Linked DNA regions of Mus musculus: all the other regions are linked to region 2. Evidence: chromatin loops called from intact Hi-C (ENCODE). Cell type or tissue: left cerebral cortex. All regions are shown on one strand. Region 1 overlaps Col23a1 (collagen, type XXIII, alpha 1). Region 2 overlaps Col23a1 (collagen, type XXIII, alpha 1). Region 3 overlaps Col23a1 (collagen, type XXIII, alpha 1).

Region 1 (8,000 bases), 49 kb after region 2:
TGGGACCAGAGTAACTTTTTAAAAGGATACTTTTAAAGGATAATTTTAAAAAAGATTCTGCGATACACATGTGCCTACACAAAATGAGATACCTTGGGGGTGGGACTGAAGCCAGCAATGCCTTGCTTGCACCTTACGTACACGGCCTGAGGGTGACCTTGCACTGGTGTTAGCTGTGCCCCACCCCATGAACATTGCCCCCACTGTAGCATCTTGGATTTTGAAGGATCATGGATTTGGATTTCCTAGTAAGTGGTCCTTGTACTTGGTCTATAATCAAAATGTTCATGGTGAACCCATGGACACAGAGGTCATGAGCCATGGTACAGTTAATCTAGATAGCTTCAGTAATGAGAGACATATGGATCCTATGTCCCAACCTCTGCTCTGAACAAAGAACTGGATTTGTCTCAAACAAAAAACAGTTCAAGGCCAGGTTTGTCTACATAGTGAGTTCCAGGACACTCAGGGCTACAGAGTAAGATCCTGCTTTAAAATTAATTAATTAACTCAAAATAAACAAACAACCCCCCCCCCCCAACAAATATAAAAATCAAGGCCAGCAAGATGGCTCTGTGGGTGTGCCCAAGCCTGATTACCTGGATTTGATCCTGTAGCCCATGTAGTGGAAAAAGCACTGAGTCGTAAGTCCTTGAATGGGACTCTGAGTCCCTGGTCCCTTCCTCTTCGTCATCATGTCCTGGCCAAGAAGAGAGCATTATGTGTTCCACCAGAAGGTGCTGCCACAAGCCCCAAAGCAACCGAACCACGTGTCCATGGTCTGAAACTGAAAAACCCTAACAGCGATGGCAAGCCAACACCAGAAGAGATGCAGGCAAGTTCTGGGAGCTCTACAAGGTCTCGGTTGAGGATGTTTGGTTGGGAATCAGCCCAGACCATGAAGCCCTGAAACTGTTCCTGTTTAAGCCACGGATGGAACTCTTCATCCTCTGTATCCATGGAAACACTAACTGGGGGAGAGGACTATTCTCTTTCATTTGTTGCCATGCATTATCAGTGCATGTGATTATTTCCATTACCAAGCAGACGGACAGACGGCGGGTGTTAAATAGGAACTGACAACCCCCAGGCAAATGCTCACGGAGACCTTGAAAGCAAGCCATTGGAAGGAAGCTGATTGGTGTGGCCGGATTCTGATGGTCTTGCTCTGGGAACCTCCATTGGCATGGAACACGATGGAACACTGCTGTGTGGAGGGACAGGCGAGCGAGCGCCTGCCCCGTGGGCTCTGAGCCTAGCTGTCACCTGAGGCAATAGCTATTTATGGGAGACTCTCCTGCCTTGTGTGACAGCCAACAAGGACTTTGGAAATCCAAATGCTCATGGGATGAGCGTCAGCAGGCATGGCCTGTGTCAGGGGCTAGAGAACCAACCTCCTCTCTTATTTCTAGAGGACAATTATATCCAGAGGCGCCTTAGATTATTTTCTGAGATATGATCTCATGTATCCTAGGCTGGTGTCCAACTCACAAAGTGACTAACGATGACCTTGAACTGCCGATCCTCCCAAGTGCTTGGATTATACATGCACCACATGCCCAGTTTATACCGCACTGTGAATTAAACCCAGGCTGCTTGCATGCTAGGCAAGCACACCGCCAACTGGACCACATCCCTAGCCCCTTCCCTACTCTTTTTTTGCCAGCATTACCCTAAGTTCCTCTGGGAAGCCACCCTGTTTCTGATTTGGGTAGAGCTGATGCTGATGCTTGACCTGAAGCTTGGCCAAGCAAAGCCTCGTATCCACTTAGTCTCCATGTCAGGGGGTGAACAGGTTCAGGGTGAGCAGATGGCCACTAGAGCAGACCGAGAGTTCTCATAGGACCTTCATCTGGTAAGACACGTGCCTCAGCTGGCAGAAGCTGGCTTTGCTCTTGTAGGAAAGTGCCTGTCTGAGAAGGGGGCCACCAGAGCCAAGAGACAGATCAGAGGCTGTCTTACTGCCTTGGGAGAGGCAGGGTGTGTATATGTGTGGGGAGTGCTTGCTGTAAGGCAGGCGGTGTGGGGGGGGGGCGGAGTGCTTGCTGTTCAAGTAGGAGGGTCTGAGTTCGAATCCCCAGAACCCATGTGAAGCCAAACATGGAAGCACATGTCTGTAATCCCAGCGCTCTAGGTATGAGATGGGAGGTGGACCCAGGAGAATCCTTAGACTCTTAAGGGTGAGCTAGCCAGGTATATGCATTCTGTCTCAAAGTGGAAGGCAAGGACTGGTACCCAAAGCTGTCCTCTGACCTCCACACAGGTGTCAAGGCACAAACACACCCAGATGCAGGCACAGAAATGTTCATGTTTGTGAAGGAAGCTACTTGCTGTGGACAGATTCTGATGGTCTTGCTCTGAGAACAAGAGCATGCACACACTCACACACACACAGACACAGACACACACACACACACACACATATAGACACACACACTTAGACACACAGACACACACATAGACACACAGACACACACATACACACACATACACACACACACACACATAGACACACACACATAGACACACACAGAGAGACACACACAGAGACACATACACAAACTCACTTTTACACACACAGCACAGAAGGTGTCACTGTGCCTGTAACCAGCAAACCTGAGTTCAATAGACTTCTGATATTGAGACCACTATAAGCTAGGCTTCTGACATTTGCAATAAAGGAGTCCAGATACAGGTATGGAAATGAGGGGTGAGGAGGCTAGGAGTCTGTGATGGGGCATTTCCATTTCTGTGCTTGGGGGACACACACAGAGAGGACCCAGCATCCCATGAAAGATTTGAACCCCTAGATTGTGGCTTCAAACTCAGGACTACAACAGAGAGAGCTACCGACTGGGCAGAGGCTGTCTTAACAGTATCAGGTTTAAGGAATGCCTCTGTTCTACTGCCTTCTAGGCCCCTGCCTATTTCATAGTGTCATGTGACAACATTCTCCACTCTCATGTTGTCAAGTCTCTGCCTTCTACAAAGATGGGCCATTTCGTTGTGGCTTTTTAGGGTGCAATGGTAGGCCGGACTGAGGCAGTCAGAGCCACAGTGGGGAGGGGGCAATGAGTACAAGGTGACTCATTCCTGGCAGACATGCCCATCTTGTGGCCCATGGGTCACATGCAGCCCTGGAGAGCTAGGAATGTGGCCCAACACAAAATCATCAACTTACTTAAAATATTATGAAATTTTCTTTTTTGAGGGGGGATTTTTTTCCTGTAACTTGCTTGCGCAGGTCTTAAGTGTGAACTTTGCAGATGACAACTTCATGTTGCAATGTCAAAATGCTGGACTCTTCTGGTAGAGCATATGGTGCAGCAGGAGATCCAAAGTCAAGAGGGAAAGGGGGTGACGTCACAAGAAAAGGCCAGAGAAAGGAGATTCCCCAGAGCGATGGATGGGCAGCCAGCCATGGGCTAGTGTGAAGCAAATTCACACCTGAAGAAGACCTCACTTACAGAGCTTTTCCTGCTGAGCTGGGTAGGAAGTGGGAGGGGCATCCTTGGTGGAGTGAGAGCCTTCCACAGCTGTCCAGATGTTTTCACAGGGTCATGGCCCCAGCCTCCTTGCTCCCATGAGGAGGAGACTGGTCTGGTCTGGTCTTTGTCTGTAGTACTGGCAGCCTTGTCTCCCTCTCTGGGCCCCTGAAAGCTCCAGCAGGCTGCTGGGGGCACCTTCCGCTGCCAGGAATACATTTCCTACTCTAATTCTATTTCTGAGAGGTGGCTGGCCCGGATGCCTGATGTGTCAAATCATCCCGAACAAACTGTCCCTCCAACTTTGTCATCAACAGGCTCAAGGCTACATAGTCTTTCCAAAGAGCGGGGAACAGCTGTGTGTGCTCAAGTAGGGACAGCCACAGTAGCCAGTTGGGACATCTCTCTGTGGTCCACCCTGGGACCCATTGGCTTCTGGTCACAAACTGCTACTCAGATTCTCTGCTTGGCTGAGAAGGCTACAGGTGAGAAACCTGGCTGAAGTCTCATAGGACTCAGCCACAGACAAAAATGGCCTCAAATATATTCCTCAGACAATCCTTCACACACACACACACACACACACACACACCTCACACATGGAACTCACACTCAACAGAGACTTACATATCCATGAGTCAGAAACACCTGGACACTTTCCTTTAAAATAGAACTGAATTTTAAATCCGAGGAGAAAGAGCTAGAACATACTTGGAGTCTGGGCAAACCGGCGTTGGGCCAAGACATCCATCTGTCTCTGAATGGGATGCCTGCTCCCTTCCAGCAGCCTTTCCTCACTTCACCAGCCCAAGGGTGCTAATTCCTGTTTCCGGGCCATCTTCAATCGACATCTCCACCCTTCTAGTCGACTGCCATCTTGAAACCCTTGTCCCTTAGTGTGCCAAGCTCTGGCTTTAACTATTTGCCCTTTGAGGTTGTTTCCTGCACTTAGCCCATCATGAGTGTTCATTCATCCCATGTCAACATGCTCTTGGGGAGTGATTTGTTAATCAGCCTGCTTCCCACCACTACTGACACAACATGGAGGGTAGTGAGATGGATCAGCCGGTAGTAGCACTTTCTGTGCAAGCCCGATGGCCTGAGTCCAGACTCCTGAATCTATATTTAAAAACCATGCATGGTGGCGTGCACCTAAAACTCCTACAGAGGGATGGGAGGAGAGACAAGGGAATATTCTGAGGTCAGTGGTATGGACTACACAGCAGGGTAGAAACAACAGAAAGGAGAGAACCAACTCCTGCAAGTTGTCCTCTGACCTTCATGCATGCTATAGAGAATATGTGTGCTTGTATACACACACACACACACACACACACACACACAATACAATATTGTAGTTTGGGTAAGTACTAAAGACAAAGGTCTGTTTGGCTCCTGGTTCTGGAGGCCCAAGGTCAAGGGCTGTGGCTAGTGATGGCTTTCTTGCTGGGAGCATTCTCAAGAGCTGCACATGGCGAGAGGAGAACACCAGCACGTCTGCATCTCTGCCTGGTCATTGTCCCTTTTCTTGGAAAGCCACTGGGACCCAACCACGAGGACTCTAACCTGAGTCTAATCCTAGTCACCTCCCAAAGCTATCCCCTAGCACCACAGTCAGACTAGGCTGCTGCACCTTCACACTGTTACCATGGGGATTAAACTGCAGTGCAGGTTTGGGGGACACACAGTCACCCACTAGGACAGCCAGTGCCTCCACTTCCTGAAACTAACAGGAGCTGATGCTCTCTAGGACTTGTGACCCTGGAGTTGCCACCAGTCATGACACTACATACAGAGGGTATTTTATGTATTAACTGTCACATAACAACACAATCTTAACTCACTAGTCTTGAACATATAGTTATGATCAGGGACAGCAGGGTGCATGGACAGGCTAGGTCTGGCAGCTCTCTGCATGGTTACAGCTGAAGGCGCTCCCTGTGCCTACGAGTTATAAGCTTGTCTAAGGTGGTCTTATCCTCCCTCTCCCCAAGTGGCCTCCCAGAATCTTTGGAGCCAGGCAGCAAGGTTCCAAGCAGGTCCATCTTCCCAGAACACAAAAAGACTAGGCCATACTTGCTAATGTCCATCTGCTCAAAATAAGCCAGAGTAAAGCCAAGCCGAATGGGGAAAGAGCTACACAAGGCCTAAGTATACAAGGTATGGTCCAGAGCCGCCCATGTAACCGCTTAAAACAGAGGGCTGGGGGAAAGGTGTTACCACTGAAGCCTGGGAACCAGTCACACCTGAAGTCAGAGATCCACCCCAGGTTTTCTAGCTAAACCAAAGCCAACAAGCAAGCAAACACCATCCCCTTACCCCTGTGTTTAGTAAAGCCGTTTTCAGTTAGGTTTGGGTTATGGGTTAACAGACATAAATGGCTGCTCTTTGCCAAGCCCAGAGTGGACTCTGGGGACAAACTGAAATCAGCTGACTCATGCATGTGCTGACAGTTGCCACTACAAGTTTCCAGGTCTGATTCATTGTTCCTTACCCAGAGGGCCACCCTAAGCACAGAAGTAACGGCCAGCAATGGCTGCTGGTAATGTGTGATGGCATACACCATAATCCCAGTTTTTGGAAGGTGGAGATAGGATGGTATCAAGTTCCAAGATAGCCTAGGCTACATGGTAAGACCCCCATCTCAAATTTTTTTTTCTAATGAGCTGTCTTAGCCGGCTTTCCATTACTATAACAAAATATCTAAGGCTGGGAACAGCTCATGAAGAAAGGAGATTGATTTAGATCACAGTTTGGAAGGCTAAAAGTCCAAGCATGGTGCCAGTTCTGGAAAGGGTCCCTGACTACATTCCATCATGACTGGAGCATGTGGGACACAGAGAGATCACATGACAGAGAAGGGAGCCATTTGGGTCAGGCCTGATCTGTTATAATAGCCGTCTCTCAAAACCCAAAAATATCACGAGAACAGCACCAATTCCTTCTGAGAATGTCCCCCATGACTCCAATGTCAAGCCACTTAAAGTTCCCCCTCATAACACTGCCACACTGAAGACCAAGCTTCTACAATATAGACCCCAGGAGGACACACTCAAGCTATACACATGCTGCAGTAAGAGCGTATACTACATATCCTCAAATGCTATAAGCAGTCTCTCTCTCTCTGTGAACAGGTATGCATGCGTATGTGTACATATATGTGTGCATATATGTATGTAGGTATGTGCATGTACAGGTGTCCATGCATATGGTATGTGTATACATGTGTGTACATATATGCATGCAGGTGTGTGTGTAGGTATACTTGCATATGTACATACATACACATATATGCATGTGTGTGTATGCGTGCATGAACACTAGCCAGGGAGCAACTTCAGGTGTTGTTCCTTAGGCATCATCTTCTGAGATGAGCTCTCTCATTGTCCTGGAACTGACCAAACATGTCAAAGAGGCTGGCCAGTGCCCCAGAGGTCATTTTGTCTCTGGCTCCCAAGTGCTGGGTTACACCTGTGCACTACCATGCTTAGTCTTCTTTTACTTGATTGAACTCAGGGACTTGTGCTTACAAAACTCCCACATCTGCTCAGACCTCTTCCTTATAGCCCTGCCCCAAGCAGCTTCTCCCCACCTCACATCCTAGTATAGAGAGGATAAATATGAAGAGCAAGACCTCCACGCTGAACCCTAGAGATGCGTGGCAGTTCCAAGGGTGCACACACATTCTCTAGCACCCATCAAATGGTCCTGTCTAATCTCTGTCCCTCTGAGGATGAGCCGGCCTCAGTGACTTGATTGTATGAAGACTATGGCAGAAATGAAGTTGTGTGTTTTTCCAGTTCAAACAGCCGTACATGGTGGCTTTCTTAAAGGACCCTCACCTTAATGGCCCATTGACCATAGGAGGAAGCTAAGAGCCAAGAGAGACCAGGTGCACATCTACTGGCTGGGGCTCCTTCTGGGTGAGGGTCATCAATGCATGGGCACAGAGATGAGTGACAAGCCTTCAGAGGACCCTAGCCCAGCTCTTTCTAGCTCACAGCTATAAGGGAGGAGAGCCAGAGGCCCATGCAAAATGCACACTTTAAGCTTTAGGACTGTTTGTAACAAAGCAGTGGATAACTGGAAAAGAGTGGCTGAGCCTAGAGGCAAGAGACTCAGCTCATTCAATCTCCAGGTAGGGACATGCTCAGAAGAAGAGAGTTGGCCCAGAATGGGACATGAAACCAGAACCCTTGGTAGAGGAAGTCCTAGATCTGGGTTTTATACCTAGTGATTTCTTCTGGACAGCTTAAAACAAACAAACAAACAAACAAACAAACAAAAAAGCCATTCATAACACAAATTCTTTCAGAAAACAGAAACAAGACCACCGACTACCAACTTGCTTTATGAGAGCAGCATAGACCGACATTAAACCCAACAGCAGAAGGAAGGATATCATACCATCTCTCCACAAATATGTACTCCCTCTGCAGAATGCTAGCAAATCCATGCCAGTAACATATGAAGCCTAAAGACCCCAGTACACACCTTTGATCCCAGCACTTGGGA
Region 2 (8,000 bases):
GGAAGAAAAGAGTGACTTAGGTGTTGTGGATTGCTCTGGTGCTGTTTGCATTTTGATACTAATTCTGCTTCCTCAAAAGGGGCTACCCCTGACAAGGAGTGAACCTTCTCCCCATTTTAGCTGGTCAAATAAAGGCTAGAGCCTGTGATTGGGCAGTGGAAGGGAAAAATGGGACTGGAGGTTTTAGAGAGAGGGAAGAGAGGAAGGAGGAGGAGAGGAGATGAGGAGATGGAGGAGACAGAGGAAGATAGAGGAAGAGGAGATGGAAGGAAAATGGAGCAGAGTCATGTGTCCTGAAGAAGCCGCAAGTAGCCAGGGATCTCCTAGCTGGGGAATAGAGTAGTGTAGTGGTAGATCTGCCCAATCTAGGCATACAGCTTATAAATATTGTAGTGAGTTGTGTGTTCTTTGCAAGGGTTTATTAAGGTTGAAGATTTACGACAACTCTTTGGTGGATGCTTATTTTGTTCTTCTATGTGATGTCCCTACTCTTTAGGATGCAGCAAGGCCTTTTATTTTATCTTTTTAAATCAGCTTCAGGCAGAAATTGGCATCATACGCCCCAGAACTTCACAGCTTCCTAAACAGCACAATAAACAAACCTCTATTCTTTGTAAATTACCTAGTCTCAGGTGATATGTTATAGCAACAATGATTGAAAGCAAAGAAACTATCAAACACGACTGAAGTCCTGTGTAAACATGACTCAAGCCACCACAAAGCTCCCACTGGCTTAGCTAAGACCTGACTAAGCATCGCTAAGAATAACTGCAGTGAGTTGAAATATACCAGATAGGTTTACTCCCGTGAGATCATAATGGCACTAAAGACAGCGCTCAGTGGTTGCCTTTGAGGGGCGCCTGAGAAGAAACCCATTATTTTGAAAACTGGTAGATAAAGAGGAAGAGCCTAAAAACTCTTCCCAGGTGTGCAGACGGCTGCTGATGGGAACCTCCTCTGTGCTACTCCAGCAAGAAAAAGCAGACATGACAGCCTCCTCATTTTACAGATCCCCATTAGAGTCACACGTAAAGCCATCACGATCACGCTGCTACCACAGAAAGAAACACATTTATTCTGTGGCTGATGCCCCACCCTGCAACAGTATTCTTACCCCCCACTTCCCCAAACCAAACCTGAATGTCACCAGGCGTTTACATTCACCCACCAATTACGGGACCGACGGGGCCAGAGGAGTGTATTAAATAACACCACAGGAATGCAGCCATCAAGATCCAGATGGTGGGAAACTAAAGGGCAAATGACCAGGTTTCTTCAATAAATAAATTATAGGGGGGACCAAGAGCATGGCTTGTGGCTAATGCACATAAGGCCGTGGGTTCAATCCCCATCACGGCATAAACCACATGTGGTAGCTCACACCTGCCATCCCCAGCAGGCAAGATGCAGAAGGATGAGAGCATCAAGATCATTCTTGGCTACATGGTGAACTTGAGGTCAGCCTGGGCTACATAAGACCCTGTCTGAAGAGAAAGAAAGAAAGGAGGAAAGAAAGACAGAGAGGAAGAGGAAGAAGAGGAGGAAGAAGGGGAGGAGGAGAATCACTATTAATTAGGTAAACTTGTAATCAACTTCACTGTTACTGGTTATTAACTACTTGTCAACTTTTTAGATTTAATAAATGGTATTTTAATGATTGAAAAAAATATACCTTTTATCTTTAACTATTTACACTGAAATATCCCACCCCCAGCAATATATCTGTAATTTGTTTCCAAAAAAGGCAGTAAATAAGTAGTCAACAATATGTTTTCATTTTTATTTAATTTCACGTTTTAAGGATGTAAAATATGTTTGTTCACAGTTTGCTAATACCCACCTCCTAGGTGGTTGGTATGTGAATGAGGTTCCTGGTCTTCGTTCTACGTTTTAATTTGTTTTTAAAATGTTTAGATATTTTTCCACAAGAAAAAAAAGGCTGAAATAAATTTTAAATAAGATTCCCTCTACCTTCTTTAATGACACGGAGAAATATTTACAAAATGGCAAGAGTCGAAACAAAAACAAAATCCAATACCGACAGTGTTATCTGAGCCTTGCCCATGTATATAAACCACTGTGAGGCCAGAAGCGGCTTCAACGTCACTTTAATGGCAACTGTGATCTCTTTATGGGGCTGTAACTGTGGTTTTTCTCTCCTTTATAGCTTCTGTCTTGGGCTGTGAGTGGGCCTTACTTTACCTTTCCAGAAATATATTTTTAGAAGCATTTAACTCGGATTTACCAGGACAAGCTCAGCGGTTATATTCACGGTGTGTTTATTTCTGCTTTGGCCTGCTCTCTTCCAATAGTCTCCAGGATGGCTGTGAACCCAGAGAGTGGAGCTGTGCCGAGAATCTCCAGATTCAGTCGTATAAACAGCACACAGTAGACCCCAAACAGAAGCACCTTTCTCAGGCCAAGCAAAGAGCAGCCTGTAATTCTTTACCCTAAGGGGACAATAACCAGTCAGGAAACACACACACACACACACACACACACACACACACCAGTGAGTGCACAGATGAGTGAGTGTAGGACCCACTCAATCAGGAAAGGTTGGACTCAGCTGGCCCAGTGAGGACATCCAGATATTGGACAGTCTGAGGGGTGGACCTGTGACCACAGTCATGGTGGACACAGAGTCTGTGCCAGGGCACACCAAACCGTACTGAGTTCTCTGTCACATGGAAAGGATAATCCTAATAGCCCAGCAATCTATGCTAGGATGCATACTTTGGGCTATCAGAAGAGGCTTGTGGGTGGCTCAAAGACCACTCTGTAGTTAAGGGTGCTTGCTGCTCTTGCAGATGACCTGAGTTCAGCTCCTAGCTCTCACATCAGGTGGCTCACAATTGATTGAGGCTCATAACTGCAGATCCAGGAGACACAATACCCCTCTCTGGCCTCTATGGGCACTGCAGTCACATGTACATACCTACCCAGAGACACATAGTTATTGTTGTTGTTGTTTTAAAAAGGTATTTTTTTCTTAAAATAGAAAAAAAGAAAAAAAAAAAAAAGAAAACCAAAAGAGGCTGTGGGAAAGGAAAAAAAAAATGTCCCTGGGATATGGCCAGTATTCTTCAAAAGAACAAAACAAATGTAAGGTTCACACTGCTGGGCTTATAGATAGTTCAGTTAGTAGAGTGGTAACGTTGTATAGGAGGTACTGGTTTGAGTCCCCAGCATCAGAACAAAAATTAAGATAAATTATCTTTAAAAAATCACTCTGCTGAGAACCAAACATTAGTTACTTTTCTTAATGTGACTAAACACTTGGCAGGGAGCCACTTAAAGGAAAAAGGGTTTTACTTCTGGCTCAGGGTTTGAAGGGATACAGTTCATCACCTCAGGGAAAGTGCCATGCCAGCAGAGTGAAGGGCTGGTCACATTGTATCCACAGCTGGGAAGCAGAAAGCAGACACGAAATCTGGCCAAGCTTTTAGATCTCAAGGCCCACCCTGCAGTGATTGGCTTTCTCTAGAGAATCTTTACTTACTAAAGGTCCAGAACCTTCTAAAACAGCAGCACCAGGTTTGGCCCAAAAGTTCCAAACGTATGAGCCAATGGGGGCATTTCAGAGGCAAATCACAGCCAACCAGAAGCTTCCACAACAGTTTAGCATCTGTGCTAACAAATACCTACCCCTTCCTATCTAGTGCCTTTTGTTTCCAGTGAAAACAGACGTCCCTGGAGCCCATGTCCTCTCCTCTTCTCACTATGACCCTGCACCAGGGCTTTTACATTGCTCTCCATGCTTGCTAAACAGTCATAGCCACCAGGCCCTGTGAGCATGGAAAGAAAGAACATGCCTGCTGCTCTGAGGTTTCTGTCAGTGTCCCTGCTGGGTGGACTCGGTAGGGGAGGGTCTCACAAAATCTTCTCTGTCCACCCCCATCTCACTCTCCCCATCTCACCACAGTCTACACATGGGGTATTTTAATTCATGACACAATCATGGCTGTTTTTTTTTTTTCCCCCTGAGTTAAGGAAATAAATAAGAAAAATTCCCATGGGAACCTGCCAGTTGCACCTTTAAGAAAGCGGCTCTCCAACACACGTTGTTGAACAAAACAAGCCACTTCACAGTTTTGGCAGTAGGACTCGGGCCTCGAGAGACTGTGCAGAGATGGGAACTGGCTGAGACCCAGAGCTGCATTCTCATTTGCCTTGTGTTGAGTGGCTTACTTCCCTGGACCTGATGCCTAAGGCCTGGGCCATCTGCTCAACCTGTTTTGTCTGCCTCCATCAGCAGAAGCAAAGGCTGAGTAATAGACTTCAAGATGCTAGCTGCTTTTCCTGGGCTCAGTCTGCAACTTGAGACACTTCCACACAAGGATGTTAGTCAGTGTCCTGGTGGAGGGCTCTGCTCTCTAAAGCCATCAAATCAGCCATAACAGCCCGAGCAGCATGGGATGCTTTGAGGGCATTTTGATGGATTTCTTGACTTTGGAGGTGCCAGGGTAGGCAACACAGGTCTCTGGCAACAGTATGCTGCATATAGAGGTGCCGTCTCTTCTGCAACCTTGGGTTTTGCCTGGCCTGTCTGAGCCTCAGTTTCCCTCTACCCTATAACCCAAGAACCATAACTGAATTAACCTCTCAGGAAGCTGGAGTGGCGATAGGTGGCAGGGGTCCCTCGGCACCCAGGATGTGGCTGGGATTTCTTTTTTTCCCTTACATCCAAAATAATAGGGGTGCAAGTTTGAGAAGATACAGGGAGTTCTAAGCAAGCTCAAGAGTGAACAGATGGTAAGTATCAGAGAAGGGGAGCGGTAAGAGGAAGGGGAGAGGAGAGGAGAGGGTAAATGGGAGGGGAGGGATGAGGGTTGGTTCCTAAAGGACCTGCCTGAAGCTTCCGTGTGTGTCTCTGTCTCTGTCTCTGTCTCTGTCTCTGTCTCTGTCTCTCTCTCTCTCTCTCTCTCTCTCTCTCTCTGTCTCTCTGTCTCTCTCAGACTCCTGATCCTCCTCACTGTTGGAATCCAGGCTCCCATGACACCCCTTGTATGGAGTACTAAGGATGGGACCCAGGGCTGGTTTGAATGAGTGAGCAAGTTAGAGACTAGATTGGCTCCCAGCACACAGTGGGAACTTGTAAACTCCTGGAGGGAATGCAGGCAAGAATCAACTCGCACATTCCCTGGGTGCCAGGCATGGCAGACATTTCCAAGTCACTTCCCTCCTTTTACGACCACCATTTTACACATGACATGGATTCTCTGAGAGTGAAGGCAGGCTTTTGTCCCCCCCTTTGCTTTTCTTTTTTTCTTTCCCTCCAGCAATCAGACTCAATCTCCAACCCAGCTTTTTAAACAAAACCAGCTGAGGCAGTGACTCTGGTCAGCTATGAAAACCCGGCATGTTCCTGCCATTGCTATAACTTATAAGAAACTTTCATATTGGCCCCTTTTATCTCCATATTGGAGGCGGGATAGACCTGCATGCATTTAACTTCTTTCAGCCATTCAAAGGGACGGAGAACCGAAAGGAAGAGTCTGTATTAAATCAGGCAAAATAAGAGGAAACAGATTTAACAAAATATTATGGTAAGAGCTTCAGGTTTCTATAAATCACCCCCATTGAGCTCTGAAATCCCCAAATTACTATTGTTGTGCTATTTAATATTCCCGATCCGTAACAGCTGATGAAAACGTGAAACACAGCCAAACGTGGAGTCGGAAAAACTTCTTTAACTCAATTTGGACTCTGCATTACCGAAACAACAAAAACAAGACACAGCACACACAGAAGGGGGGAACCAAATCAAAACCTTCCAGGATTTAACAAATTTCAGTACAAATCATGAACCAGACCCCTTCAAACAGTGAGAGGGCTGTACAGACAGAGCACCGCCCAAGTCAGATCGCCCAGAGGTTTCCCTCTGCAAAAGGGCCTGTGGCTCCCTCAGAACCAGAGCCAGAGTGGAAATTGGTGTGAAAATTAGTGAGCACAGACGGCCCGCAGAGCCGGGAGGAGAGAAACCGAAAGGCAGCCTTCCCTGGGTATTTGCAATAATAACCAAAGCAGAAACAGCTGCAGGCTGGCACCGCGCACCTCGTCCCAGTGCCGTGCAGGCTGATGTTCAAAGGGCCAAGTAAGTGGATGGTTAGGTGCAGTTTCATGCCTCATTGCACAGCTAAATAAAAGGAAATATACATACATGTATTAAGTGTAACTGAACTTCTGTAGCACCGACAGGCTTCTCCATTTTGGTCTGGAGGTTATTTCAGAAGCCAAAAGTCTTGGCGTTAGGAGGAGGTTTTTACTACAGGCCAAGGACCACCAAAGTAACATAAGGGTTACTTTTTGTTATTACAAGATCATCCAAGGACATCCCTGTATCGTAAGTGCCCATGTTCTACTTAACACCAGAGATATGCAAAGAAGCTTTCTTTTGCTCCAGTGGCTGCTACGAGGTTCCCTTGGTGGAATGGGGGCTGAGCGTGGAGGGGGCGTTTGCTGGGATCTAGAAGGGGACAAAGCAGGAATAAGAATAATGCATGAATTGAGCATCGACTGAATACCAGGCCCGATTCTGAGCATGCTTTATAAACATCCATTGACCTATGACTCTTGGCGGTGGCTAGTGTAACTGCATTTGTTTTATAGTGAGGGAACTGAGGTAGAAGTGCATTGTCTCACAGAAGGTCACAGAGCCAAGAGGCAAGTGATTGAGTGCCAAGGAGCCACATCCCCAGGGATGCCTTCTAATGTGTGCTAGCCCCCATTGGCTAGCCCCCCTCCCAGCCATAGTGTAAACACAGGGGTCTGGATGTAGCAGACGTTTCGTTTATAAACATACAAGAGCTCAAACATCTGGCCTTTCCTCCGAAGCACAGACACTGTGCAGGTACCGGCTCTTTGGTCCGCTAGGTCTGTTGTGGAGCATAAATTCCTGGAGGCTCCGCCCTCTTCCACACTGGCCTGGGGGGGGGGGGCGGCTGAGACCCCAAGTGAGGGCTTCTGCTGCAGCCTCCTGACCACTAGTGTGGCTAGGGCATGTGCTAAGAAGGAGAACTCTTGGTCACCATGCCAGTCTGTAGGTGCCAACTGGCAGCCAGGGCCCCAGCTCTGCCACTTTTAAAACTTTAGTGACTTAATTAAGTATAGGATCTCCTTCCTTCCTTCCTTCCTTCCTTCCTTCCTTCCTTCCTTCCTTCCGTTTCTTTCACTCTCTCTCTTTCTTTCTTTCTTTCTTTCTTTCTTTCTTTCTTTCTTTCTTTCTTTCTTTCTTTCTTTCTCTCTCCCCCTCCCTCCCTCCCTCCCTCCCTCCCTCCCTCCCTCCCTCCCTCCCTCCCTCCCTCCCTCCCTTCCTTCCTTCCTTCCTTCCTTCCTTCCTTCCTTCCTTCTTTCCTTCCCCTTCCTTCCTTTCTTTCTTCTTTCCTTCCTTCCTCCTCCTCCTCTTCATCCTCTACCTCCTCCTCCTTCTCTTCCTCTTCTTCTTCTTGGCAGTGTTTCATTCTCTGCACTAGTTTTAAATGTACTATGTAGCCCAATCTGGCTTCTTGCCATTCTCTTGCCTTATCTCCTAGAGCTAGGATTATAGTTCTAGATCAATATATCCTTTAACCATCTTCACTCATTAAAACATTTTAAATCAATTAAGTACTATTAGCATGTGTGTGTGTGTATGTGTGTGTACACTTGTGTGCACAGCACGTGTAGAGGACAACTCAGAGGATTGGTTTTCCCTGCCCACCTTTAGAGGGTCAGAAGAACTGAACTCAGGTCTTTGGGCTTGTATGGCAAGCCTTTACCATTGAGACATCCTGCCTGTCCCCATCTTTACCATGTTTAAGTGAGCATCTCAACATTTGCATAATTGAGCTACCACCACCACCACCATCCTCAGAACCATCTCATCCTCCCACAGGCTACACTGTCCCCATCAAACACAGATCTCCCACCCTCTCTCCCCCAGCCTCCAACCGCTCATACCCTCTTTTCGGTCTTCCCTGTTTGCTGCCTATAAGTGAAGTCATGTGACATTTGTCTTC
Region 3 (8,000 bases), 65 kb after region 2:
TACCTTGTGTCACTTGGTATTATGTGAAGATTCTCTCATGCCTGGGAGTGACTAGGACTTGGGGGCTAGTATTTAACATTACAATACATAGCAAAAGACCAAATGTCAACAGTAGAAGGGAACATAGCTCAGCCCATGATGACTGCTCCATCATCTAAGGATGGAAGACAGACTGAGGGCCCTGAGCCAACAGTGAGGGATTAAGTGGCTCATGTGGGGCATTCTGCCTCTGCCTCTGCGAGACATGGAGAAAAATGGGAGACGCTTGGGGGCTTAGACAGAAAAGACAGGGAGGTACTTGTGTGCAGAGGTGGCCTTAGTTGTGAGGGTATTAGTTTTTTGTCTCTGTGATAAAATATCAGTGAGAATTGACTTAAAGTAAGAAATAATTATCTGAGCTCACAGTCAGCAAAGTGAGGCAAAACATTATGACAGGAGGCTGTTCATCTCATGGTGGGTGGGGAGCAAAGGGCAACAAGAACGCCCCCTCCACCCCATGATGATCTCACTTCCTTTCTAAAGGTTTCACCTCCTAAAAGTTCACCTCCTAAAGGTTTTACCACCCATGGCACCACAGGCTGATGGCCAACACTTAGTATGTGGCTATGATAGGCACATTCTAATCTGCAATATAGTAGGATGCATCCATGCAGGAGTGCCGGGGCCAACGGAGCTCCAGTCTCTGCTCCACTCAGGCAGCTAGGAACGGGGACAGAATGAATGCACAGACCACGTGAGTGATGAAGGGCACAGTAGGCATTTTGGGGAAGGAGATCTAAACGTTTCCCCACAGGGATTACATTTCCGCATCAGAGAGTGGCAAGGAGTCCAACCGGATGTGATTCATTGCTTAGGGACCCTGGCCAGCGCCACCAAAAAAAAAAAAAAAAAAAAAAAAGAGCAAGTGATTTTCCAATCATTGGCCCCTGGGGCAAACTCAGAAGTCAGTAGAGCCAAGCTTGGCCTGAGTGACATCTCAGATGAGCAAGAACAAAAATTACTATGTGCTGAAAGCATGATAAAGAGTCAGGATGAAGATTAGACACCAGAGGAGGGTTGACTGGCCATGGGTGTGGACAGAGTGCCCACTGATGGCATGTTCCACACTGCTGGATGGCGTGGAAAGCCTAGAACAGTATCGGCCACAGCAGCTTATTTATAGACTTTTTACTGCCTCTTCTTTGCAACAATCCCTATGAGACATGTCTCTGTCACTTCACAAATCACATAAACACATTTATAAAATCAACTGAAGCCCATGTGTACAGTAGTGAGAGCTGAGCTGCCCTTCCTCCAGGCCTGACCCTGCCTTTGAGTGATCACAGAGCAGAAGTAGCCACAGACAATAGAAATGGCACTCCCACTCCATTGTCGGCTCACAGGTGCTGTGGGTAAGGGGTACCCAAAGTGTTGGGGTGGGGGTGGTCAAGGAATCAGGAGCAACTGATTCTTCTGAAAAAAAGAAGAAACATCTCAGGGAATGGGATCAAGCTGTGTTTAGGGAATGGATCCAGATTCCTCGGTAAGGAGAGGGGAGAGACTTTAAAATGTTTTTTTAAGATTTAAAATATATGTGTGAGTATGTGGGTATGTATTCACGTGCTGTGGAGGCTAGAGGAGGGCATGGTATTTCCTGGAGCTAGAGTTATATGCAGAAGTGCCTGGGCCAATGGAGTGCCAATCTCTGCTGCATTCAGGCAGCTAGGAACAGGTACTGAACGAATGCACAGGCCTGATGTGGGCTCTGGGACCCAAACCTCTGCAAGAGGATGTGCTCTTAACTGATGACCCCTCCCTCTAGTCCACAGAGTTCACTTTTAGTGGGTGCATAGACATTCATGATATTTGGATGCATGCACACACTGAGTAACCAAGAGCAACCTAGAATACTTGGCACATTCAGTGTCACTTCTTTCATTGTTCAAAATCCTCTGTTTTGAAAGAGGGACTAAGTTCCTGCCAATGGCAATCATCCTACCGTGCAAAGCATGGCCAGACCTGATCCCTCCTGCCCAAATGCAACTTGGTATCTGGGGCCAATCTCTCCTCTCTCTCCCTCTCTACTTTTGTAAGATTAGCCTTTTAAGATACCATATGAGTTGAGACCACAAGGAACTTGTCCTTCTGTAGCCAGACTATGTTTCTTGGCTGGCTGGGTGTATCCATGTTGCCACAAATCACAGGATCCTGTCCTTTTTAATGACTGAATAGAATTCTGCTCTGTGTATACATTCCCGATTTTTCTAACCATCTTCCAGTCATTCTTTCATCTCCGATATTGTGAGTCATGTCACAAAGAACACAAAGGAATGCCAAGAAGGTTCCAGGCTCATGGATGATGATGGAGAACCTGAGTAATGCAGAAGGACACGGGAAGAAGTTATGATCTGAGGGATGGGCTCCAGGACAGGTCAGGAAATAGATTGAGAAGTCTGGAGATAAGGACCTTGTTTGTACTCGACAGTAAAGAGGGAAGTCACCGAACCCTATTAAACCCGAGACTTCCTCCCGCACAGCCAGGGGAAGGCCTTGGGTGGCTGCCAGAGGTAAGGATGGCATAGCCAGGAAGGGCTCAGTGGATGCCTGGAGGGCAGGAAAAAGGAACTTATGGGTGAGAGAAAGTGAGAGTTCCAGCAGGGTGGAACAGGAGCCATGAGGTAAGGAGTGGGAAGCGAGATGCTGAGTCAAGTGTGAACTCACTGGGCCGCAATAGCCACACATGCAGGCAAGCATTACTCTGCAGGGGCCTGGGAAGTCACCTTTGGGTGAGAGTAAGGTTTCAATTGGTTGACTTCAGGAACCCAGATTGCTCTCTACACGCGGGTGGATCTTCTGTCAAACTGTAAATAGAACCAAAGGGCCAAGCAAGAGAGAACGTTCGGGAAGAATACCTCCATACTTTATGAATATCACCAGCGTTTGGTTCTGTAATATAGGTTCTGTATATATGTCTTTGGTCTCAAACCAGAATGTGAATTTTTGTGCTCTCCAGCCCGAGTGGGAACTGAAGACCCTGCTTTCCCCCATGATTCAGACACATGGCCCACACATAGGTCTCCCTGATTGACCTCCTGGCCATATGGAGACTTTAAGGTAAATCTCTTCCCCTCTTCATGGCTGTAGTCCTCAACTTAACTGTAACTCAGCATTCAGCTTTAGAATGATTCCAAAGCCGTGTGTGTTAAAAAGTCCATCAACCTTTTAATTAAGCTGGGCTTGGTGGTATGCCCAGCCCTCAGGAGGCAGAGGCAGAGGCAGAGGCAGAGGCAGAGGCAGAGGCAGAGGCAGAGGCAGAGGCAGAGGCAGAGGCAGAGGCAGAGGCAGAGGCAGAGGCAGAGGCAGAGGCAGAGGCAGAGGCAGAGGCAGAGGCAGAGGCAGAGGCAGAGGCAGAGGCAGAGGCAGAGGCAGAGGCAGAGGCAGAGGCAGAGGCAGAGGCAGAGGCAGAGAAACATCTGAATTTGAAGCCAACCTGATCTATAGAGAGAATTCCAGGCTAGCGAAGGCTACAGAGTAAGATTCTGTCTCACCCCCCTCTCCAAATTTCACTTTAGTTTTGTGCAATATGTCCCTCTCTTGATATTTAGTAAGCACAGCAAGTCGCAGTCCCTAGACATCCCCGTGACAACAAGGGGCGTGCTAGATGGCCTAGGTTGCTAACTAAGTCCTTGATAGCCCAGACTTCTCCATGTTTGCCATTTCTGGCATTTCTTCTGTTCATCTTACTGTTAACCATGCTTTCAAGGTAGTGTTGAGTACTCTGTAAATAGATGCATCATAGGAAAATGGCACCCTTAGATTTTCTTCTAGGGGGGCGCATATCATATTTTTCTCCATTCTCCTCTTATGTGTCTAGTTTTCCTTATTCTGTGATGTGTGTGTGTGTGTGTGTGTGTGTGTGTGTGTGTGTGTGTGTGTGCCTATAGTGCTGGACATTCCTAGGCCCCCAACATGCTGACAAGCACTTTACAACAGGGCTGTATCCCCAGCTCTTTTAAATTTGTTCTGTTGTTTAAAGATCTCATAAAGCTGCCCTGGCTACCTTTGCACTCTCTCGGTAGCCCAAGCTGGCCTTGAGTTTGCAAGCCTCTTGACTCATTGACCCAAGGGTTTGGTTTTTGTTTGTTTGTTTGTTTTGTTTTTGTTTTTTAATTCTGTTAGAATTCTACAGAATTTAATGAAATAAATGGGCTCCCTCTGGTGGTCACGAGAAAAGCTCCAAATCCCAAAGGTCAGACTCTAGTTGCATTTCAAGATCTTTATGGTGCTGGGCACATTCGATAATTAATAGACTCGGAGTGGCTAGATGACATCGGGAGAGAAGACTTCTAATTAGCATTTTCCACTCGTCAGTGAATCTACCAATTGGTTTGTAAAACCACAGCCCCAAACTATGCTCACCACATCTCCTGAATCCAGTCCTGTTTCAGGTTAGGGCAACTTCCACCCCCACCCCCTCCCTGCCCCAGGCCTTGCAGCTCCTGTGATCTCCGTCTGCTCCCCTACCGGTACCATGTTTGTGACTCTTTACCACGGGTCCTGGTGTCTCTGCAGCTCTTCTCCCCATCAGTACCCAGGGCCCTCCTTCACCTCCTCAGGACCTCTTCCCAGGAAAGGCCATTGCCACATGTTTCTCAGTGCTTCTCCACAAATCAGGCACCACTCTAGGTTCAGAGGATGTGACCATGATCAAACAGAGACAGTGCCTCCCCTGAGCACCCTCTTAGGGGCCTCTGTGATGCATCCAGATCTGCAATTCCAGTCTGCCCTCCTGCCACTTCTAGGGTCCCCCTCTTGAAATAAACTCTACTCAGACACTCCATGGTGCATCCCACAGCACACAGCCCCACTCCTTGCTAGCCCTCAGCTCATCTTAATCCCCACAGCTGCCTTTCAACAAGAGTTTAAACTTCATGCTTCCCTTTTATCTTGCTCAGGATGTCAGGCCTCAAGGCCCTGTGACCCTATGCAAGCTGGTTAACATGCCAACCAGTCTTCAAAACTCTACCCAGCTCCTACCTCCCCAGTGAAGGATTCTGCTCTCTGCAAACCAACCTGTCTGTATAGATCCTCTAGCCTCAGCAATGTCTCCTTTTAACTTTTGTAGGACTTTTCTTTGTACTACACAAGTTTACTCCGTTTTTTTTTAATTGATTGATTCTACAACTTGAAGCATCTTCTTCTAAGGATGGGTTTGCAGCGGACCCTAACGGTCTTATATGTCACCCTAACTAGGACTGGACATGTGAGTAAATGAACAAATAACCAAACGGACTGACATCTGTGCACAGAAGAGTGTGGGAAATGCGATGACATCGTTCTCCAGAGAGTTCTGGCACACGCCCATGCGCACACACATGAGGGATAAGAGCCCAGCTCAGGGTTGAAGTGCTTGTCTAGCATATACAAGGTCCTAGGTTCTATCCTCAGCATCACTGCAGAGAGGAGGGAGGGGGAGCTAATTTAAAGGGCTGGGGGAAGCTCAGAGTCAGATTGCCTACTCAGCACTCACAAGGCCCTGGGTTCAATCCCCAGCTCAGAAAAAAAATTAAAAATGACTGCCGGGCACGGTTGCTCACCCCATAACCCCAGCACTGGAGAAGCTGAGGCAAGAGGCCTGCAAAGTCAGGTTGAGCCAGGATTAAACCAGGAGGCCCTGTCTTGAAAAGAGTTCAGCAGCTGTAAAACCCGGCTATGGGATGCTCTCCTAGCACGTGTGAGGCCCCAGGTTTAACTTCTAGCACTGAAAAGAAGGAAGGAAAGAAAGAAAGAAAGAGACAGAGAGAGAGAGAGAGAGAGAGAGAGAGAGAGAGAGAGAGAGAGAGAGAGAGAGAAAGGAAGGAAGAAAGGAAGGAAGAAAGAGGGGGAAGAGGGAGGGGGAGATGGGGGAGGGGGAGATAAGAGGAGGGAGGAAGGAAAGATGGGGGGGAGAGAGAGGGAGAGAGGGGAGGAAGGAGGGAGGAAGATAGATCAGACCCGAAGATTGCCTTCAGCTCTGTCTGCTGTGGTTAGTTTAGATAACACCTTTACAGACACTCAACCTTTCCACAATATCAAGTCAGCTGGGATTTACCACTCCTGGGGGAATATATATATATATATATATATATATATATATATATATATATGCATATATATATATATGTGTGTGTGTGTGTGTGTGTATATATATGTGTGTATATGTATATATATATGTATATATATCATACATATACAATTTCAAAAATGTGTCAAATGAACATAATTTCTTGTTTGAAGAGCGCAAGCTCTCTTCCCTAAGCTCATTCTTACTCTACACCAATGGAGCGAAAACCCGACCACCAGTGGCTTTACCGCTCAGAGCGTTCTGCTTAGTAACACTCTCCACAAATTACAGCCACTCTCATCAGCTCATGTCATGTCCACACCATGCTTGGTGTTTAAAGAAAGGACTTCCACACGAGTGGGGAATTTCTACCTCTCACGTACACATTTGTTCCTTTCTGGAAATGGCTTACCATCCCGCCCCGCCAATCCCCCATGAGGTAAGTCCAGCACACACCATCTGGAGGCCACACGCAGCATCCCTGCAATACCACACAGCAATGCAGAAGGGCACAAAAAGACAATGGCGAAGATTACCACTTTTCCAGAAAGTTCCTGAGACTGCTCAAGGCAGGTGGAGTCTAATTAGAAACAAGCCTGAAGGGACAGAAGTGACAGGCTGTGCTCAGGGTTTCCGGATTCTGGTAGCATCTGATTGAATGGTTTCCAGCCTTGTGATTTCCTGTCTGTTTCTCTTACTCCTCGGTCACCGGTATTTTCTCACCCATATCCCAGGAAAGCACGAAGGTATAACTGACCAGCCCAGGAGAGCATGCTGGTGTAACTCACCAGCCCTTTGTTCTCTCCTTCCAGAGCATTCCCAGGCAATGTCTGCACCTTCTCTCCCCTCTCCATACCTGGGTGACCACATGGATCTGAGCTCATGACAATCAAGAGCTTCCTCTTGAGATGTGGAGGGGAACCTTTGCTAGGTGTTCACTCATACATTCGATCTTGACATAATCCCACGAAGTAAGTACCCTGTTTACAAATGAAAGACTGAAGCAAGTCCTGGGCACTGCACACCTATAGTACTAGAACTCAGAAGCAGAGGCAAGAAGGCCAGCATCTACTACATAGCAAATTTAAAGAGGGCAAACAAAGTCCTTGGGTGCCTGAAGTAGAGCCGGTCTTTGGCCAAACCCAGAATCTGTCTACTGTCACAATAAGAACCATCTAGCCATCTGTCCCTGGTACAAGCCTAACGGGTCATCTACTGTTTACCTAGATGTGTGAATTTTCTCTTGTTCTGGGAACAGAACTCTGATCTTCCTGGGGTAGCTACTGTCCCCCAAACCATGTTTCTAGTAGTCAACTCTCCCTCATAGCTGCATGTGTGTGTATGTGTATGTATATGCATGTGTGCACCTGTGTTCATGTGTATATACCTGTGTATAGATGTGCACATGTGTCCCTGAGTATGTATATGCACGCACCTATCTGCGTGTGTGTGTGTGTATACACAGTGTCTGTGTGTGCATATTCGTGTATGCATGCGTGTGCATGCATATATATGTGTGTACCTATATGCATGTGCGTGTGCATGCATGTGCATGTATGTGCATGAGTGCAAATGAGTGTGTGTGTGTGTACATGCATATGTTCTCCAAATCTCTTCCTGGCCTCCTTTCACCTTAAGTACCACTCTCTGAAGATCATCTCATGCTGAGGCACAGGGAAGGGTTAAGATTTCAGGTATGAATTGAAGAGTTCTCACAGTTTAGCCCTCAATACCTCCCGGTCTCCAGTCATAGGGGCTGGTGAGGAAGGACAGTGCTTATCTGGGGTGGTGCTAATCAGGATTGGCTTAGCCACAGCTATTGGCAGTCACCTTCCTACAGAGCAAGCACCCCGAGGAAAGGCAGCCTGAGAAGGACAGAGACAGAAGGTGAGTGATGGGGACAGTCCCTAAGCTCAGG

What was found. Hi-C counts contacts between places; a loop is a spot of excess contacts. Peaks named below come from ENCODE experiments on the same cell type or tissue, not always from the same donor. Only the 100,000 strongest peaks of a DNase experiment are listed, where the experiment ranks them.
Region 1: a loop joins it to region 2, with 2.0 times the contacts of the local background. A loop is called at or near these places in 4 of 42 quality-filtered maps.
Region 3: a loop joins it to region 2, with 2.2 times the contacts of the local background. A loop is called at or near these places in 2 of 42 quality-filtered maps.

Annotation. Positions count from the first base shown.
Region 1 is chr11:51,339,195-51,347,194 of GRCm38, reverse strand. The region is part of intron 2 of Col23a1 (collagen, type XXIII, alpha 1); the gene reads right to left. Among named protein-coding and RNA genes, the nearest start is that of Col23a1, 53 kb to the right of the region's middle. In left cerebral cortex, no CTCF peak of the experiment used is centred here; DNase peaks (open chromatin) are centred at 3,809, 4,189 and 4,539; H3K27ac peaks cover 760 bases.
Region 2 is chr11:51,387,888-51,395,887 of GRCm38, reverse strand. All of the region lies in intron 2 of Col23a1 (collagen, type XXIII, alpha 1), which reads right to left. Among named protein-coding and RNA genes, the nearest start is that of Col23a1, 100 kb to the right of the region's middle. In left cerebral cortex, no CTCF peak of the experiment used is centred here; a DNase peak (open chromatin) is centred at 4,180.
Region 3 is chr11:51,323,310-51,331,309 of GRCm38, reverse strand. All of the region lies in intron 2 of Col23a1 (collagen, type XXIII, alpha 1), which reads right to left. Among named protein-coding and RNA genes, the nearest start is that of Col23a1, 37 kb to the right of the region's middle. In left cerebral cortex, a CTCF peak has its summit at 4,204 (motif pointing left); a DNase peak (open chromatin) is centred at 2,605.